Linked DNA regions of Homo sapiens: region 2 is linked to region 1. A link is a loop called in an ENCODE intact Hi-C map of the cell type or tissue named here. Cell type or tissue: endothelial cell of umbilical vein. All regions are shown on one strand. Each heading gives the region's core, and the rest is flanking DNA. Links, peaks and the distances in the headings are about the cores only.

Evidence for each region. A loop is a pair of places that touch in the nucleus more often than their neighbours do. Peaks named below come from ENCODE experiments on the same cell type or tissue, not always from the same donor. Only the 100,000 strongest peaks of a DNase experiment are listed, where the experiment ranks them.
Region 2: it touches region 1 in a loop (2.3-fold over the local background); 2 of 110 quality-filtered maps call a loop at or near these places.

What each region holds. Positions count from the first base shown.
Region 1 is chr9:76,210,446-76,220,887 of GRCh38, reverse strand. The region is part of intron 20 of PCSK5 (proprotein convertase subtilisin/kexin type 5); the gene reads right to left. Among named protein-coding and RNA genes, the nearest start is that of RFK, 180 kb to the left of the region's middle. In endothelial cell of umbilical vein, for the core only: no CTCF peak of the experiment used is centred there; DNase peaks (open chromatin) are centred at 4,527 and 5,577; H3K27me3 peaks cover 1,157 bases.
Region 2 is chr9:76,371,178-76,381,619 of GRCh38, reverse strand. No RefSeq gene overlaps it. Among named protein-coding and RNA genes, the nearest start is that of RFK, 18 kb to the left of the region's middle. RefSeq lists a silencer at 4,040-4,300. In endothelial cell of umbilical vein, for the core only: no CTCF peak of the experiment used is centred there; DNase peaks (open chromatin) are centred at 1,889, 6,249 and 9,569; H3K27ac peaks cover 1,534 bases.

The DNA of each region.
Region 1 (10,442 bases), core at 907-8,906:
AACATTTCAGTTAGACAGGAGGGATAAGTTCGAGAGATTTATGGTACAACATGGTGACTAGAGTTGATAACAATGTATCATGTACTTGAAAATCACTAAGAGTAGATTTTAAGTGTTCTCATCATGCACAAAAAATAAGTATGTGAGGTAATGCATATATTAACTTAATTTAGCCATTCCATAATGTATACATATTTCAAAACATTTTGCTGTACACCATAAATGCACACAATTTTTATGTGTCAATTTTTTTTTTTTAAGTTTCTAAACAGCTGGTTGTAAGACCAGACCCAAAGGGTGGGGTTTGGGGGTGGGATGGAGGTAAAAGACCTGAGTGTGATTTTTTTTTTTTTTTTTTTTTGAGACAGAGTCTTGCTCGGTCGCCCAGGCTGGAGTGCTGTGGCGCATTTTCAGCTCACTGCAACCTCTGCCTCCCATGTTCAAGCCATTCTCCTTCCTCAGCCTTCCGAGTAGCTGGGACTACAGGCGCCCACCACCACGCCCAGCTGATTTTTGTATTTTTAGTAGAGACAGGGTTTCACCATGTTGGCCAGGCTGGTCTTGAACTCCTGACCTCAGGTGATCCGCCCGCCTCAGCCTCCCAAAGTGCTGGTATTACAGGCATGAGCCACCATGCCCAGCCCTGAGAGTGATTATTGTCTGCAGTTAAACAAAATAAATTTACAAAGCTTCTCATTGAACCTGTGGATGAGGAAAATCATGAAAAACGTTGTTGGTGGATGGGAATCCATTTATTGCTCATGTTAGGTGTGAAATGCTTCTTGACAGTCTCTTTATTTAGTGGGCTGTCTTTTGCTATTCCTGTGAGCCTAGAATTTCTACAGGTTTGCTAGTGCACTCAGTCTCTCTATTCATCAGTTATGATTTTATCCCCAACTGTCTCCTCTATTTGTGGCTGCAGAGGGCCCACCCTAGTGGTGAGAACAGTACAGTGTCTGATGCATTCACGGTGAGGCGATATCTAAGTTTTAATACATGTTGACAGAAATAAGTGAGCATAATTTGACAGAATAACTTATTTATCTTTCAGAAAGCAGCGCCGACAACCTGATGCAAGTCACCCTTGGGAGACGCTTACTGAGAAAGTGAATGACTTGAAAGGGCTGAGGGCCGGGAGAAAGGGGGCCTCTCTCCACATGAGATGCAAGCCCGCAGCAGGAGAGGGGAAGCCGCTGCTGAGAGCGCTTCCCATGAGTGAGCACGACACTGCCAGGCCTTAAGGGATGTGCCATTTCCTTTCTCTTTGGAGTGATGAAGATGGCAGGTGAAATTTTCAGGAGCGTGGCCCACAGAGCCTTCCTGAGGTTCTGAACTACATAGAGGTGCTAGTGCACTGAGAGTTAAAGCCCCAAGTCCTCCCCACAGAGCTTAATACCACCCAAATGTTCCTTGTTACAGCTTTTAATTCCTGAAACACCGACACATGGATGAGACTTGTTATCATCCTCTTTCGTTTTTTTAGCAACCCAATGAACCTCCCTCATGGCTTTCATAACTTGCTTTTAAACCCCTTGAAAATACCGCTGCAGTGTGGCTTTCTCTGCTCCATTGCCCCATGGGAAGGAACATCCTCAAATTACCCTCTTTCTCTTTCTCTGCATCAACACATAGAAAGTGCTGGCTCATCATTCATCTCCCACACTCCTTTCCTATTTCTTTACGCCCTGACTTCAAGTGCTCAAACATTTTAGCCAAATCTCTAATTAAGAGAAAAGAGAAGCCCCTGGAGAGAGGAGGAGCTGCATACCAAGGCCTGGGGCTCTAGCTGCATGATAGCTGGTCGCAGCTTTGTAACGGACAGTTTAGTCTTTCACCGGTTCTCATTAACACTGTCTAAGAGATCCGCAGGTTTGCCCAGTGACAGGTCTGTATGGAATGCGGCACCCAGGATGCCTCTGTCCCTTGGTGACTGAAGAAGCATTTGATTCGTTGGGCTGCCCAATGATTTATTGGGAGTGACCAAATTGTGCTTTCAAAAAGACGAAGTGTGGAAATAAAGACAGGAATCAAGGTTTGCTCCGTGCCTACTGCGGGTCAGCATCGTAAGAAGCACTACATTGGGTAAGGACACACATTTTGGAGTCATCCCGTCCTGGGTTACATTTTTGGGTCCCTTCCTTCTCCAGCTGTGTGAAATTAATCAAATCACATATTTCCCGGACATTCCTCTTCTGTAAATGTGGATAATACTCTCTCTCTCTCTCATAGGATGTGGTGGGGATCAAATGAGAAAACAGACCTACAGCACCAGAAGAATGGATGACAGAGGTTAGTTATGATTCTGTTTCTTTAATTGTGTTATCTCATTAAATATTAGATAATAATGTAGGGTAGTTAGGGGTCTCAGCTCCATTTGATCAAGGAATTTAAGCACCAGAATGTTAATCCTGTGTGAACATCATCTAAACCCTGGTCAGACTGGATCCCAAATTGTGCTTTTTCTCCTGCCCCTGAGGAATGTATTGGTTGCATATGTGGGTGGCAATGAGGCAGCTAAAATTAATGACCCTCCAGACCAAGCACAATGACCTTGCAAAGCAATTGGGCTTCAGATGCAACCTACACACGTTCTTTTTTTTATTATTAGCATCGCCTGGAGACAGCCTCCCTATACCAAACAAAGCCAGCTTTTCCTGCACTGTGCTGTGGAAAATTCCAGAGCCATGGCTGTGCCCTTCTTAGGCTGCTGAGGTCAAAGTCGGTCAGAAATAGGTGAATCTCCATCAGATGGGGCTTTTCCCCAGCAGAGTTTCATCAAGTCAGGTTCAGAACTTGGGATCCTTGGTCCCCCTATGGACTGCTCACTGCACTTGGGCTGTACCTGCTTCTTCACTGAGTGGGTGGGGGCTCCCCTACTTGGCAGGTATCAGGACACATTGTACAGTCCTTCCCACCTCATTGAGGTGGAGCACATAAACAGATGAGAATGAAAGTGAGGGCAGCGGCGTTTGTATGGATGGGGGTGGGGAATGTGGTGTGGAGGGGCAGGAGGCTTCCAAATCCAGGTGTCAGAGAGCTCAGGTGTTTCCTTGCCTACTAACGTCCTTCCCCGTGGTTTGCATCCTATCAGAGCTTTAGGCTGTCCAGAGTGTGGAATCCAGGACTAGAACCTCACTGGTTCCACAGTAGAGAGGATGGCTCTTTCTCCTTTTTGAGATTCCTCTCATTCCCACTGTGTGCTCGGATGACGATGAGCTATCTTCTCCCCACTTGGAAGCATGCCTTCCCCCAAGAGGTGGGGAACTGAAGTGCCTATATCTGGAACCAGGTGTCCTAGATGTGAACCTCAGCCCTGTCTTGGCTACATGTGTAACCTTGGGCAAGTTCCATAACCTCTCTGAGCCTCAGTCAGCTCATCTGTAAAATGGTGATAATCACAGCTAAGAAAATGGCCAGATGGATTAAATTAGTTAACACATGAAATGTGCTTTGAAACATACTGGCACACTAGTAAGCACTCAATAATTTTCAGCTGTTGCTACTCCAGTGAGTAAAACTGGGTCCCTCAGATAAGCAACACCAGAGAGCAAACACCAGAGAGACCTTTAGAAACACTCAACGCTCAACTCACTTCTTATTGTCTGGTGGCTTTGAATAATGTACTTAATCTCTCTTCAGCTTTATAAAATGAGTTCAATTGCTCCAAACTTTGCTAGTTCCTGTTTGTCTCCTGCCTAATATCAGGTAATATTATTCCTTCTCATACTGTGGTTGATTTAGAAGTGCATAGTAATGGCTGGGTAATAGTAATGGTGGTGGCTCACGCCTGTAACCCCAGCACTTTGGGAGGCTGAGGCAGGTGGATCTGAGACCAGCCTGGCCAACATGGTGAAACTCCATCTCTACTAAATACAAAAAATTAGCCAGGAGTGGTGGCGCATGCCTGTAGTCCCAGCTACTTGGGAGGCTGAGGCAGTCGAATTGCTTGAACCCGGGAGATGGAGGTTGCAGTGAGCCAAAATTGCACCATTGCACTCCAGCCTGGGTGACAGCGAGACGCCATCTCAAAAACAAACAAAAAAAGAAATGCGTAGTAAGTATACACAAAATATTTCAAAAGGATTTCTTCTCCACAACTCTTCAGGGACCCCTTAAGAAAACAGACTCCAATTGTATTAACCATTGTATTACTTTTAAGAAGTCAACCAGGCATGGTTCTATTTGGCACCAAAGTTCTATTCAGGAAATGGCAGCCCCCTTCCCTTTGACCCCCAATACTAAATCTACAGTTCTAGAACAATTCACTTCCTAAAAAATTGTGGGCATCTTAAACCAATATTGGACAGAAAGGCAGGTCAGCTCTTCCTCTATTGCTTAATATTATCCTTCTTGTTGCCTTATGGAGGAAGCTCTTGAGAGTAATATAATATTGTTTGTGACACTCACTGATCTTCACCCAGCTCTTAGCACAGTGGTCAGGAATTGGTTGTGAGCTAACTTGTGCAACCTCAATATAAACCCAAGGAATTGTTTCTTTGACATTAATAACATCATGAGAGGATGCTTGACTCATCAAAACATTTCAGAGTGGTATGACTCAATGCATTCTTGCTCTTTTTTCCTTTCCTGAATGCCTTGATATCTCCTTTCAAGGCTCTACATGCTTCTCTCTACCCCATCTATGCTGTAGAGCGCCGGGTTCCACCAGTGGCATTGTAGCCTCTGTCTCCCTCCACCATATGGACCTGAGAACTTGCCTTCTCAGCCTAGTCCTACAGAGAAGTCCTGCGGAGTCATGTAGAGGACAGAGGAGGAGCTTGCAAAAAACCTCTGACTTTGCTAGAAACATTGTAGCTCTAGAAAGTCTATGTGGCCTCTAGAACAATTCAGTCCCTCTGGTAGAAGAGCCGATTGCAGTGCCTTCAAACTCTCCCCCTTGGAGTCTGACTCCAGTCCCCATTTTTTTTTGTTTTAATTTTTAATTTTTTTAGACAGAATCATGCTTTGTCACCCAGGCTGGAGTGCAGTGGTGTGATCTTGGCTTACTGCAACCTCTGCTTCCCAGGTTCAAGCAATTCTCCTGCCTCAGCCTCTGAGTAGCTGGGACTACAGGTGTGTGCTACCACACTCAGCTAATTTTTGTATTTTTGGTAGAGACTGGGTTTCACCATGTTAATCAGGTGGTCTTGCACTCCTGACCCCAGGTGATCCTTACAGAGAAGGATCGCCTGCCTGCCTTGGTCTCCCAAAGTGCTGGGATTACAGGCATGAGCCACCACACCTGGCCTCCACTCTCCATTATTATCAAGCCCACCCCAAGCAGGCCCTCAGCGTCTCCCTTGGAGGCCACCACACCTTCCTGAATTAGTTAAGTAACTTTCCCCTTGGTGGCCTCTTTAGCAGCATCTCTAGGGAACAAGCAACCAGTGAAACAAGTCTGGGCCCCATATCGGGGGTCCTGGGCCTTCAAAGCCTAGCCCAGCCCATGGCTTAGGTCTGCAGCTACCAGGCAGGCTTAGCATCCACAGCTCAGGAAGCCTGCCTTTCCCTGGAAACTCGATTCTAGTGATCATCTCAGGCAGAGCTGGTGACTCAGGCCCTCCTCCCCTTCCCAAACTCCCTCTGGCTGCTGTCTGACCTGCTGTGACTTCTTTTTGCTTTCAAGGCTGCTCTTGATATTTATCTTAACCAGATTTTACATGGTATGATGTGCCTGGGGCCCCAAATTTTCCTGGGGAAGGCCAATTCCTCTCTCTGCTGTTCACAGTTTGCCAAAATGGGCAGGGATGGGCTGTGGAAAAGCTGCCTGTGGGCTTGGGGAACTTGAACAGTCTTTGGCTTATGCAATTGTCTAGTGTCATTTAGGTTATAATTTTCTAAAGATGAATTTGTCAGAGGCCAACATTTTCTATGGAATAAAAACAACCAGCTTACAACAGTAGCATGAATGATAGACTTGCAAAATGGCTAAAGAAGTAGGGAGAGGAGAAAGTTGTAGTTGTATTGTTTGGGGAGCGTAAGTCCAGGCATTGGGTCAAAGATAAGGGAAGCTTTTCTAGAAAAGCTTTCTCAATATTTTCACACTTAATTCTCAGAGCCAGTTTATGGAGGTGAGCATTGCTCTCCTCTTACAGATGAGGAAACCAAGGCTCAGGAAATGTAAGCAGTCTGTCCAAGGTCACTGAATTAGTAATAATAAGAACAGCTAACACTTATTTCATGATTACCATATGCTAGGAATTGTTCGGAGTGCTCCACAAATACTAACTTACTTGATCCTTACAATAACTTGACCCTGTTGGGAGAAAGGCATTGTATACTGCTTGTTTTTTAAATCATCCCCAAGGCCTGCTTTTTGTTGTTGTTGTTGAGAAAGTTGAGGCAATGAGACATTAGTGGTCTGTTAAGGTCACCTAGCTGTTGCCAGAGCTGGGACTTAAACCAAGAAGTCAGACTCCAAACTCTCCTCTTTTAACCAGAGTTTTGCTATACATACCCTTTTTCAAGAAAGTAGTAGAGATGAGATTTCATGTTTAAATGGCACCCCCCTTCCAATATCCTAGAAATTCAAATCACTGGTGGGCTGCGTGCACACACACATATGTGTGTGTGTGTGCACGTGTGTGTGTGTGAGTGAATGTGGGGAAAAAGTCAAACATGCAATCCTAGACTCCTCAATCATGTAATCTGGAACTATTTGCTTGCCTACCATTTTCTTGCATGGGGCGTGGAGTGTTGGAAGAAGGCTCACTTTCTACCCTTTGTGGGATAGAATCAGCTCACATCAACTATCAAGAAAACTAGCCAATGTAGAATCAAGTGTTCAAATCTAAGTCTTGTCCAGAGCAGCTGGTTCTGATTATACTCTTCCCCGAGGACAGGGCCATCTCTTGCTTATTCTGGGGTCTCCGTGGCCTCACTGTATGAGTGGAAGATTGTTCCTAAGTGTGAGGAATTCATTCCATTTTTTTGTTTGTTGAACTGCAAATCAGATTGCCTTGGGCATGAAAGAATGGAGGATGTGGTTAAGTGGGCAGGAGGGAAAGTGGAGAATGTTTCAGAGAGAGACAAGGAAAGCAAAGGGTTGAAGGTAGAATAAGTCTGATGTCTCTGGGAGCAGGCAAATGATTGGGTTGACTGAAGTAGAAACTGAGTTCGAGAGAAATGAAAAATGACCTTGGATGGAGGATGTAGACAGATAACGGAACATCAGTTAGAGGGGTATCAAGTGGGTACAGCTGGTCAAAGGGAGTCACTGAAGATTTAGAAAGAGATAAAGTCTATGCTGGGCACAACTTTGGTGAAGATCACCCTGGTCAAGGGAGACTAAATGAATTGAAAGACAGCGTCCAGAAAATCAACCAGGAGATGGCTGCAGTAAGCCAGGGTGAGGGAGTGGAACCACTACAACCAAAATGGTGAGGACAGAGTGGTCCCCAGAAAATTGAGCCATCAGATCTCAGGGACAGATGGCTTTTAGAGCTCATCTACTCTAGCTGCCTTTATTTACCCTGTCCCCAGGGAATGGGTTGAATTCCCTCAATGATTTTCTAGCCCAGCCAGTGACTGCTCAGTGTTTGAATGAATACCGAAAAGGAAGAAGAACTCACTACCTCCTCTTCCATTTTTGGAAAACTTCAACTATCTGAAATATCTTTGTAGTAGGCTAAATCTGGCCTCCCATGAAATTTTATACATGGGTCATTACAGAAGAATCAGCTTCTCTGAACAAAAAGAATGATATTTATGGGAATAATGAAAAGAGAGAAGATCTGAGTCCAAGGCATGGACGCATGGTTTTGAGTAGGTCGGTGAAACCCCGTGGGGCTTAGTCACTTCTGTGGAAATGACAATGATACATGTCCTGCCTAGTTCTCTGCTCCACTTGGAGGATCAAATGATAGCTTTGTGACAATGCTTTGGAAACTTCAAAGTGTCACATATAGGAGGGGCAGATAAGATCCTTAATGCTCTGCAGGAGGGACTATGGTACATAAGTAGCTGGGAAAGCCAGATCCATATTCCAGCTCTGCCACTTTCTAGCTGTGTGGTGTTTTAGGCTTGCTACTTAACTTTTCTAACCCTCGTTTCCATAGGTGCAAAAAAATATAAAAATAACCCTACCTCAGAAAGTTGTTGTAATGACTAAATTTGATAAAGTATTTAAAGGCACTTAGCACAGGGTTTGTCTGGAATATAACAAATGGTGAATAAATGTCATTATGACTGATAAATGATGACAACCTGCATATAGGAAATGAGTGGAGAAAAAGGAGTCGAGTTGATGGACTTAAACTTGAGTGAGTTAAGAAAATGGTGGTAGCATTGCCAGAGCCTGGGAATATAGGAAAGCTGGTTGGAATGATCTAGCAGATGTATTGAAACTAAGCAACTCCTGGCGTAGCACTGTGCGTTTAACCACATGCCACAGGCAGTACTTTGTCAATGGCAGTATTTTGTCAGTGGCAGTATTTTCAGCCTGCTCAATGCTGGATGGCTGTGTTCTTTCTCTAACACACAACTCTTGTGATATCAACAAGACACACAACTCTTGTTATCTCTCCTGCTATATCAACCCATATAACAAGAGTTGATGGAGCAAAATATAGTGCAGACGCTCACAGCCCCTTCCCCCTACAGCCATGCCATAAGCAATCAGGAGTGCCTTTCATTGTTGCCAGATAGAGTGTCATGTTTAGGTACCAAAATGATGAAAGAAATGTCATCACCTACACATTCCTTCAGAGGGGCCATCCTGTCCTTGGCCAGCAGAACTGTCTGGCGGAAGAGTTGCACATCCGTAGATACTTGGCATAAAACTCACACGAAGAGAAGGTAAGTAGTTACAAAGGGCTTTTCTCACAGTGGTCTCAGTGGCTGGGACCATTTAGAATGGTCCCAAGCGTAGCTGCTATTTAATCAATTATGAAGTGCTAGGTAAAAGATGAACCAGCATTAGCAGGTAAAAGGTGCAGTGCTTGCTGGGGGTGAATGCTCATGGCGGGTGCAGTGAGGAGCATTTTGTATCAACCCACCTAAGTGCCTTGTAGGGCAAGAGCATGACTTTGATTTTTTTTTTGAGACACGGTCTCATTCTCTCACCCAGGCTGGAGTGCAAAGGCACAATCACAGCTTACTGCAGCCTCAAGCTCCCAGGCTTAAGCACTCATCTAGCCTCAGCCTCCTGAGTAGCTGGGACCACAGGCGTGCACCGCCATGCCTGACTAATTGTTTTATTTTTGTAGACATAGCATTTCCCTATGTTGTCGATGTTAGTCTTGAACTTTTTGGCCTCCAGTGATCCTCCCACCTCAGCCTCCCCAAGTGCTGGGATTACAGGTGTGAGCCACCATGCCCAGACTTAAGATCTTTTGAGGTCAGGAGAGGGAGAAAGCTTTGGAAAGCCTCTCAAGAAAGTTTCTTCAATTGACTATCAGACAAACCAGTCTCCACTTATGGGAGCCCCATTTTACAGATGAAGAAGCTAATAATTAGAGTTTCTACAGCTTGCCCCAAATCACACAATTTGTCTTGTTCCCTCTCCAAATCCAGCTAGGCTGAGGGAAAGAAATAATAATTTTAGAAAGATGCAGAGAGAAATAAAGGCAAAGCAATACCCAGGGATGATAGGTGCCAGGTCATCTCTAGCTTAGCAAAGGACTTCATACGAATGGATGTTGATAGTAACATTCAATTAACTCATCCCACATGGCAAACTTTCAGTTATGTATCCTGGAATTTCTTCTGCTTCTCTGCCCTTAAATCTCTTCCATAAAGTAGTGGTTTCTAAACAATTCTTCTCAGTCCAGATCTTTCTCCTGAGTTCAATAATCCTGCATCTATTGCCCACTGGATTCTCCACCTGGATACTTTACAGGTATCTCCAAATTACCATGTTCAACAAGCCTTACCACTTTAGCCCAGCACTGATACCCCTCCTGTGCTTCCAATCTAGGTGAGTGCCACCATCATCCAATCAGGGGAGCCTGCGCCAGGGAGTCATCCCCGATCCCTCCTCACATCTAATCCCTCACAATTTCAGTCTGTTCTATCTCCTGAACAGCTCTCCATTCCATCTGCTCATCCCCATCTCCAGCACCAGCCCATGTCTTTTAGCTCAATCATTTCTATACCATATGGTGGATTTATCTTCCTAATTGGTCTCCTGGACTCGATATTCTCCACCCCCCACGCCAATTCTGTCATTCATTCTGTAGCCAGAATGTTCTCTCTGAAATTCAAACCTTATCAGACCACTCTCCTACCTAAAATCTTGCAACGCTGCTCCCTCAATACAGAATAAAGCTCGAAGGAATGACATACAAGAGCCTTAAAAATTTGGCCCTTGCTTCAATTTTACCCTCATCCTCTATTGCTCACCTTACAAACTGTAGCAGACTCTTTTGGTGCCCTGCACACACCATTTGGCCTCATCACATCCATATGCAGAAACAAACTTACAGGGGAGAGTGTTGCTTTGT
Region 2 (10,442 bases), core at 1,584-9,583, 160 kb before region 1:
GAAAATTAGCCAGGCATGGTGGTGCATGCCTGTAATCCCAGTTACTTTAGAGGCTGAGGCATGAGAATCGCTTGAATCTGGGAGGTGGAGGTTGCAGTGAGTCAAGATTGTGCTACTGCACTCCAGCCTAGGTGACAGAGTCTCAAAAAAAAAAAAAGTTAATTATGTATTTCTAGAGTGTTCAGAAAGTTGGGAAACATGGGATGAACTTTTTTCTTTACATCTTCCATATTGTATATTCTTTTACTTAGTAGCAAAAGATCGAATGCTTTTTTAACCTCATTTATTTGTGGGCAGAACACTTAAAATCTACTCTCTTAGCAACCAGGGTGAACTTTTTTTTTTTTTTAAGACGGAGTCTCGCTGTGTTGCCCAGGCTGGAATGCAATGGCGCAATCTCGGCTCACTGCAACCTCTGCCTCCCGGGTTCAAGCAATTCTTCTGCCTCAGCTTCCTGAATAGATGGGATTACAGGCACCTGCCACCACACCTGTCTAATTTTTGTATTTGTAGTAGAGACGGGGTTTCACCATGTTAGCCAGGCTGGTCTCAAACTCCCGACCTCAGGGGATCCACCTGCCTCGGCCTCCAAAAGTGTTGGGATTACAGGCGTAAACCACCGTGCACGGCCAACTTATTTTTAAACAGGATATTGTATTTGCAAATTTCATGCCCAGTATGTTTTCATTAGGTTTTTAGACATCTTTTTAGGTAAAGTACTTCTAAATTTAATGAGCCCAACTATTAATGTGGAAAAAAACCCACACACATACTCTATAGAGCATTTCTTTACTTGCATCAATAAATACTTATAGAGCACTTCATCAATAAATACTGTAAATGCCACATGTGTCTAGTGGCCACTGTATTAGACAATGCAACTATGAGGGTCTATAAGTCTGGAAACAGGAGATAGTAAATTGTACTTTTTTTTTCAGATTAACACTTGGACTCACTGCTTTAATTTTGAGCAGCTTCATCTGAAAATGTATTGAGCATTTTACCTGAAAATATAACTACATTCTGACTAAACTTTTTTTTTTTAATCTGAAGCGGAGAAATGCAGTCCATAGTGTATCTCTATCTTGATTGTAGGAAGCTTAGGGCTAAATTAGTTCAGTCACAGTAACTATAATTACTTAGAACCGTGATTTTCAAAACGTTCTCCAAAGAGCCCTGGGGCCTCACAGAAGTGTCTTGGTGATGAGCAAGCAAAGGGGTCTCTGCCCCTTCCCAACCTTAAGACAGCAATATTTTTCATTTGTTCGTTTGTTTTAAATTTGTTTAGAGATGGGATCTCGCTCTGTTGCCCATACTGGTGTGCAGTGGCGTGATCATAGCTCACTGCAGCCTAGAACTCCTGGGCTCAAGGGATCCTCGCGCCTTAGCCTTCCCAGTAGCTGGGACTACACGTACGTGCCACTGTGCTCAGCACTTTTTGTTGTTGTTGTTTTTTAAGAGTCAGGGTCTTCCTCTGACACCCAGGCTGGAGTGCAGTGACATGATCATGGCTCATTGCAGCCTCAAATTCCTGGCATCAAGTGATCCTCCTGCCTCAGTCTCCCAAGGAGCTGAAATCACAGGCCTGGATCATTGCGCCTGGCTTGTGCAGCACTCTCAATTGTTTTATTTTTATTCATTTACTTATTCTCACCCATGGACTCAGGTCACACTAATTGTTTTATATATGGGTTCCTTAGAAGACTTCATTGCGTAAAAAGGCCTCCAATGCTAAGAAGTACTAGGTAACTTCTGCTTGGTTTGATTATTTACACTTCCTTCCTCCTCCCTCATGGTTCACATTCTCTATTTTCACATCAACAACATACACATAATAGGCAGCGCCTCAAGCACTTTTCTGGAAGCAGTCCATGTCAATCCTAGGAGTCACCACCTCTAGGGCACTGAGCGGATTCCCAGGTGTGTGTTCTGCTTGGCTCCAAGTAAACATATACCAGCTGCTAACCACAAGTCAGTCATGGGAATTTCAGGCTCATTTCAGAGGCCCTTTAGGTCTTTCTGAGCCTTCAAAATATTTTCTGGGGTTGCCCAGGGAGTTGTTTTGCTTACTGATTTGAGGATATTTCAAATTTATTAATGGCTCCTCATCTAGTACAGAATTTCTGTCAAATGAAGTTTTTGTTTTATTTTACATTTTATCTCCTGAAATCAACAAAACTTAAGATTCTGAGCTTCCCAGCATATTTCAAAACCAGACTTTTCCCCTGGCCCTTCATCTGACCAGCTGATTTATTCGGTTCTCTACTATTTTCTGTGGACTTGGTTTGAGTATGTTTTTGAAATTTTAGAAGATGGAAGGCAATGTTACCTTGGATTCTTTGCTCTTTTGGAAAGTTTATTTTCTTCCTTTTTAGACAGTTTTCCTTTTTAGACAGTCTTGCTTTGTTATTGCAACAGCTTAACTACATTGAAGATACCTCGTTCTTTGTAACATTTTAAAAGATAAGCAGAGATAACTGGATGCACATTGAACATTCAAAAGAAAAAAAATTTTTAAAAAAGAAAAATGAGGCCAGCATGGTGGTTCTCGCCTATAGTCCCAGCATTTTGGGAGGCAGAGGTGGGAGGATCACTTGATCCTGGAGTTCAAGGACAGCCTGGGCAACATGGTGAAGCCCTGTCTCCACAAAAAATACAAAAATTAGCTGGGTGTGGCGGTGTGTGCCTGTGGTCCCAGCTACTCCAGAGGCTGAGGTGGGAGGATAGCTTCAGTCTAGGAGGTAGAGGCTGCAATGAGCCATAATTGCATCATTGCATTCCAGACTGCAGACTGGGTGACAGAGTATGACTCTGTCTCAAAAAAGAAAAAGAAAAAAAAGAAAACCAGAAAAAAAAATTAGGTCCCCATGTTTCACTGTAGAGATTCAACAGGTGAGAGAGTATATTTTCTCCATTTCATCTACTGAACTGGTAAATTTCAGCAGTTGTAGCAGCAAGAATTTCAACGTGCTTTTCTTTATATCACTTCATTGTTCATCACAATACATCTGAACCATCTAGCTAGATGTCACTGTTACTGCACTTCAGAAGAAACTGAAAGTCAAAGATAAACTGAGACCAACTCAAACGGTGTAGCCAATATACCTCAGAGCTAAGCGTCAAATCTTAGTCTTCAGCTTAGATTCAGAGGGACATAATCTTAGTAGAATCAGGCTTAGCTGCCATGCCCTGGAGTTGTGAACATCTGGGACTCGGGTCCCTGTGAGCTGTGGATGCTGGAGGGTAAGTGAGGACGATCTGCAGGCCCACCAGTACAGCTTCTGTAGGACATGTCAGTTCATCCTTTGCTTGGCTCTTGCCGCTGCTAGCTGGATTGTTTCAGGCACCAGGATAAAGTTAGCAAAGTTGGAGATCAACCTTTTAGCAGAGGCAGCAAAAAGGCAGAAACTTCATAGACACATAAGCCCTAATCAACTTGATACACTGTGGACAGGAACAAAGTCTCTGAGCCTGGAGGAATTGGGATGTAACAAGGATCCAGAACACAGACTGGACCAGAATAGTCAACTAATGTCAGGAGAGAATAAGCTTAAATCTAAGCCCCTGGCAAGCTTCTTGGCCTACCTGTTGTTATTCCTTTGACTCATAGCTATCTTTTGTTCCCTGTAGAGTTTTACCACACCTGGACTCTCCATAGCAAGCTCATGTTCCCTAGTAATCCCCAAACTCTGATTGCTTATCCAGATTCCAAGCCTTGGCTCATTTCTTCCCATTCCCTCCACTTATGCCTACCCATCTGTAAGATGATGCAAATAAGGAGCCCTTCATTTCTTCATACTTTTGGAAGAGGCTGCCCAGGGTAAAATCTTCGTGATAGATGCAAATTGATACACATTCCAAGTCCTAGAAAATCCAGGTCATGCTAAAAGATTGTGAAACCCTTTCTGCCCATAACTAATTTCAATTTATAAGGGAGTGGAGTTGAAGAGGGGAGGGGGGAAGAATTCCTTTGGAGATATCAGTGTGCTCCGCCTATATCCCCTTTAAGTATCAATCAGGGAGCTTGACTTGTGTCCCCCTAGCTTAGGAGGTGGGACATAAGAATTGTATGAGAAGTTGTGGCTGGATTGGCAAGAGAACACAGCAGGAAGAGAGAAGGCAGCACTTTCATCCTCTCTGTAGGGGGTTGAGGGTGGACAAAGATGCATGCTTCCCATGGACCAGGTCTGCAGATATGACTGGAGTCATATTTGCAGAAGATTCCATTCAAGATGGCAGCCTGGAGAGGTAAAGTGACCCAGAAGAGGGACAGATGAAAGACTTCCAGAAGCTCAGGGTCTGAAATGCTTCTTGGAGGCAGTCTGCTAAAGGAGGCATTGGGCATACTACAGACATTGCAATTGAATTGCCCCAAAAGGGAAAGTTCAGAAAGAGAATATGTTTTCATCACAGCAAGCTGAGAGTCAGCCACGTAGGGTTGGGTTCTCTTCCCTAATCTAGAGTTTCTCAAACTATATACTGTGAGATCAAATTAGTGGATTTTGGTCATCTTTTAAAAAATAATAATAAACTAGAAAGCATTGGAAAATATATTGGTTGGATAAATATTGTTTCCTGAAACTTTTGCTTCAGTTTTATAAATAAGTGTTGGTGTAAATTTTATTTTTTACTGTGAATGTGGTCCAAAAAAGTGAAAAGTTCCTGTTTTAATTTGTTCTCCCTGTGCTTGGTTTTGGAGGGATTAGGCAGCTGCAATACGGGAGATCAAGATCAAGGCCTCTGGAGCCAGGCAAGTTATTTTACCTCTTTGTGGTTTAGTGTCTTATCCATAAAACCCGGATAACAATAGTGCCTACCTCATAGGGTTGTTAGGATGATTAAAAGGATGAAACTATCTGATCCATGCAAAGTGCTTCTAATGGTACCTAAAAAACAGTATGTGCTTCACAAATGCCAATTGTTTTTGTGGTGCTGGAGATTTTTTTTTATCATGGCCAAAGATAACAATGTGATTTTAAAGACACAGTAAATTCTTCCCTAAATTATGTGCACAGTCCAGTTTTGTTCAGGTCAAGACAATGATTTCTGTGAGCAAATACATACTCCTTAAATATTTATGGAGTAGCTATTGTATGCTGGCATTCTGCTATGTGCTAGGGGTACAGAGTGGAATAAAATAATATCCCTGACCTTGAAGAACATACAGTCTCCAAAAGAAATTCCAATTTATTTGACTTTATCTTCATCACCCCCATGTGGTGCCTGGCATATTGTAGGTCCCTAGGGAATAGATGTTTGTTTGTTTGTTTGTTTAAGAGACAAGGTCTTGCTCTGTCACCCAGACTGGAGTGCAGTGGTGGGATTGTAGCTCACTACAGCCTCCAACTCCTGAACTCAAGCGATCCTCCCACCTCAGCCTCCCAAGTAGCTGGGACCACAGGTGTGCACCACCATGCTTAGCTAGTTTTTAATTTTTTTGTAAAGATGGGATCTCCCTATGTTACTCAGCTGGTTTCGAATGCCTGGACTCAAGCAATCCTCCCAGCTCAGTCTCCCAAAGTGCTGGGATTACAGGTGTGAGCCACCACACCTGGCCTCTAGAAAATATATATTGAGTGCATTTTGTTGGAAGGAATCATTAGCTCTCTTTACCTCAGCCAGATGCAGTAAATAAGGGAGCCTCTTATCATGTCATCTTTTCTTTTCTTTTCTTTTTTGAGATGGAGTTTATCTCTTGTTGCCCAAGCTGGAGTGCAATGGTGCGATCTCAGCTCACCACAACCTCCGTCTCCCCGGTTCAAGCAATTCTCCTGCCTCAGCCTCCCGAGTAGCTGGGATTACAGGCACACACCACCACGCCCGCCTAATTTTTTGTATTTTTAGTAGAGACGGGGTTTCTCCACGTTGGTCAGGCTGGTCTCAAACTCCCGACCTCAGGTGATCTGCCCACCTTGGCCTTCCAAAGCATGTCATCTTTTCTAGTACATTTGAGATGTGGAGGAAAGAACAGCAGCATCGGAGACTTTTTCTGTAAATGCCAAAGGTTTCCAAAAGTCTACATTTGAAGAAAGATGAATTTGCTCTTGTAGACATCCTCTGGTGTCTCCTTTATACTGTTTATTGAAAAAAGTTTCTAGGGAAGGAAAAAGAAAGGAAACAGATGGCTCCAAATGACAGAGCAGAATCTTACGATTTCTTCTCTCTTTGCTGCTTGGAGCAGCTGAGAAGCCAGCAGGAAAGAAAAGCAGGGATGTTGTGTGTCCTCCTGAATCATTCATCACCTCCTTCCTCCACTCCAGCATTCCCAGTCCCTCAGCTATGTAAACAGAGCTCTGACGTCACAGCCCAGGGAGGTCAGGCAGGGTGAGTAGGGCCAACACTTCCTCCCACACCCTGCTGTTCAAAGCATTGCAGACTTCCAAGCAGGTTGCATGGGAAATTAACCAATTGACAGGGTGGTTTTGTTTTTGTTTTTGTTTTTGTTTTTTTTAGCACAGAGGGAGTAAGAACCAGAGAAGAAATGGAAAAAAAAAAAGGGTGATTTGTGATTTGGGACAATAAAGCCATCCCTAACCTTGCTTTGGAAAGAGTATAGAGCTGTAGGCTGTAGAGTGACAACACTAGTGCGGCCCAGGGTCAGAATGTGGGCGCGTCTCCTAAAAGGGCCAAGAACTACCATTAGAAAGGGCAACAGTAAAAATTGACACTTAATTGTCATGTGCGTTTACACGTTTATAACGCACAATGCATACCCGTATATATTATGTCAAATGAGTTGGCCAGTGTCACGTGGAGCTGAAATGGGAATGAAGATATCCTGGACTTGAAGACCAGCTTGCTTTTAATTAAGCTTTTCATGTCTGAAATTCTTCCCCTTCCATATCAAGCCATCTTCCTCAGTGCTTACATGATTTGTAGATCTTAAAGAGCTGTTCTCCTCCCCTCAAAGCTACCACAGCCCAGGGAGGTCAGGCAGGGTGAGTTTGGTATCTAAATTCTTTGATCCACTTGTGGGTGGAGGTAGATGCAGTAGCTGATGCATTTTGCAAGCTGATCAGTGCTGTGAGTATATTGAATATCAGGGTCAGCTCTGTGGGTGTGCCCTGTGGCCAATCAACAACACAGGGCCTCATGCTTATTTTTAGTTTTTGAGACAGGGTCTCACTTTGTCACCTAGGCTGGAGTGCAGTGGCACAATCTCGACTCACTGCAGCCTTGACCTCCTGGGCTCAAAGGATCCTCCCACCTCAGCCTCACAAATAGCTGGGGCTACAGGTGCCCACCATCCCATCCAGTTAATTTTTGTAGTTTTTGTAGAGACGGGATTTCACCATGTTGCCCAGGCTGGTCTTGAACTCCTGAGCTCAAGGGATCCGCCCACCTCAGCCTCCCAGAATGTTGGGACTACAGGTGTGCACCACCATGCCTGACCAGGGCCTGGTGCTTATATGGGTCCCATGTGCTGCTGCTGCCATCTTGAAATTTGTAATATTTTTACACTGGACACCACAAATTATGTTGCCACTACCAATTGACTTCATTCGTTTTCTGAGAAGCCAAATCCAGATGGTTGGTCTGAGAATATTGTTTGATTTCTCCCAGTTTCTGCAGTATAAGTGGCGCATGCCTACCTAGGACAGATAACAGGTGAACAAGGAAATAATTACATTGGTGTAGCAACTTATAGTTTATGACAGACTTTCATGTGCATAATCTTTAACCCTCACGAACAAATGTCAGGAGACAAGTCTATTTAAGGTAATCAGAAACCCATCTATAGGAGATTAAATTGATTTGATAGGCAAACATCTCTTTAAAAGTGAAAATCAGCAGAAAAACAGGACAAAAAATTATCCAGATGTTACACAGCTGTGCTGCAAAGGAAGTTACAAAGTCAATAAAGGACTCAGTGTGGAGTTTAGCCAAAGGGATCATGCGGAATAAAAATTCCAATCACAAGCCAAGGAAGAGAGAGACATTGTTCTTGGAGCAACTTAGAGCATCAGTCACAAAGATCCCTCATGGTTGCTCACAGCCCAGGGATATACATCATAGAGTCCAGCTGAGAACTCCTTTGTCAAGGATTCTGCCTTTGACTCATCACTTCTTGATTAGCAGTTTGATTTGGTTTCTGTGTCCCTTTTTGTTTTTTAAAGCAACAGATCAATACTGAAAACAGGGTTTAAGCCACCTTTATAAGCTTGTTGGCCTGAGACCTAGACTCTCAAATCCAGACCAAATACAACCTTTTGACAACCCGGCAACACCCAGTCTGTGGTTTCTGATTTGCTTCCACCTGGTTGTCTGACCTAATCTCTTGACTCTGCCTGCCCCAGTTGCACAACTACGGTTCTGATCTGAAGTCTAAAGTCCAGGCTGCTGCTGCTTTTGGCAAGGCACTGGCTGGCTGAATTTCCCTGCGGGAACACAATCTATTGCAACTTTGTCCCTAACTCACAGCCATTTGAGGACAGAATGAGACAAAGAAGGATGCCTTCATGACTTTTCACCTCTGTGGTGCAGATATGCTCACTTTTCCAACTCTTTTCTCAGGGCACTCTTCAAATCCTGCATCTTAAGGGGTTTTCTCCATGCATTCAAAGTAAAATTGACCTAGAAGAAAGACTGGATCATTGTTCTCCCTCCTTTTCCAATGTCCTCAGCATACTCCTAAGATTACCTGTGGCATTGCAGCCAAACTCGAACATTCAAGTTTTTCACAACTTGGAGAGAAAGGAGAGGTTCATTGTAGAAGCATGCATTCTTTTAGATGATCAAGGTATAAATGGGATTTCTATCAAGAGACTATCCTGCTGGGATGCAGCTATGGTTGCTTTATGGAGAGGGAAAAGCTGTAGGGGAGATAAAAACATTTCACCAGAGGTCAAGTACTTGGCCAGTGTATTTATAGATCTTCTGGCCCTTTAACCAAAACTTGATGACTTGAGTCAAGAATGTATTTTATTTTCTCCTGGTTCAGAAGCAAATCACTTTGGGTTTCTGAAAGAGCAGTCCTTTTGTTTCTCTGTCTGCTGAGAAATCAAGTTAGAAAATCCAGTTAATGATCTAGTTACTTAAAACCACTCATTAGAGTGTAATTGCTTTTTGGAGGAAAAAAGGAAGGTCTTGTTAAAAAGAGCTGAGTGGGTGTGTCTTTGGTTCCAGATTAAGTTTATAGAGAAGTCAAATCTACTTTTCTCTCTCTTATGTAATCTTGCTTCACAAATCCTGTCAAAACAGATTCACAGAAGGAAGATTATTAACAAGCTACACAGCTACTAAAATGATATGGGAGGGGTGAGGGAAAATTAACAATTATTGAACCCCTTCTGCATACCAGGAGTATTGATGGTGGGATCTCATTCCTCACAGCAACCTTGGGAGGTCAGGAATGCAAGTTTTCCACATGTAACAGAGAATCAGAAGTTTAGTAACTTGCCCAAGATTCCACATCAGCAAATGTCAGAACTGAAATTCCATCCTAGGAATCTTTGGCTCCCACCCAAACTCATGATGTTTCTGTTATGCCAAGCCCTCTATATAAACATAAATACTGTATAGGAATGATAAATCTAATCATGGCATCACCTACTGAGGTTTATCTCTTTTTGTTTTTAAGACAGAGTCTCACTTCCTTGCCTAGGCTGGAATGCAGCAGTATGATCTCAGCTCACTGCAACCTCCGCTTTCCAGGTTCAAGTGATTCTTATGCCTCAGCCACCCAAGTAGCTGGGATTACAGGCATGCACCACCATGCTCAGCTAAGTTTTGTATTTTTAGTAGACATGGGGTTTGACCATGTTAGCCAGGCTGGTCTTGAACTCCTGACCTCGAGTGATCCACCCACCGCAGCCTCCCAAAGTGCTGGGATTACAGGCGTAAGCCACTGTGCCCAGTCTTTTCTTTTATATATATATATATATATATATATATATATACACACATATATATATATGTATATATATGTGTGTGTGTGTGTGTGTGTGTGTGTGTATGTGTGTGTGTATATATGTATTTTTTTTTAAGACAGAGTCTCACTTCCTCGCCCAGCCTGGAATGCAGTGGTTAGGTCTCAGCTCACTGCAGCCTCTGGTTTCTGGGTTCAAGAGATTCTTATGCCTCAGCCACCTAAGTAGCTGGGATTACAGGTGTGCATCACCACGCCTGATTAAGTTTTGTATTTTTAGTAGACATGGGGTTTCACCATGTTGGCCCAGCTGGTCTTGAACTCCTGACATCAAGTGATCCACCCACCTCAGCCTCCCAAAGTGTTGGGATTACAGGCGTGGGACACTGTGCCCAGCCTTTACTTTGATTTTTTTTTTCCTTTTTTTCTTTTTTTGAAATGGAGTCTCCTTCTGTCACCCAGGCTGGAGTGCAGTGGTGCAATCTTGGCTCTCTGTAACCTCCACCTCCCAGGTTCAAGTGATTCTTATGCCTCAGCCTCCTGAGTAGCTGGGAATACAGGCGTGCACTGCCAC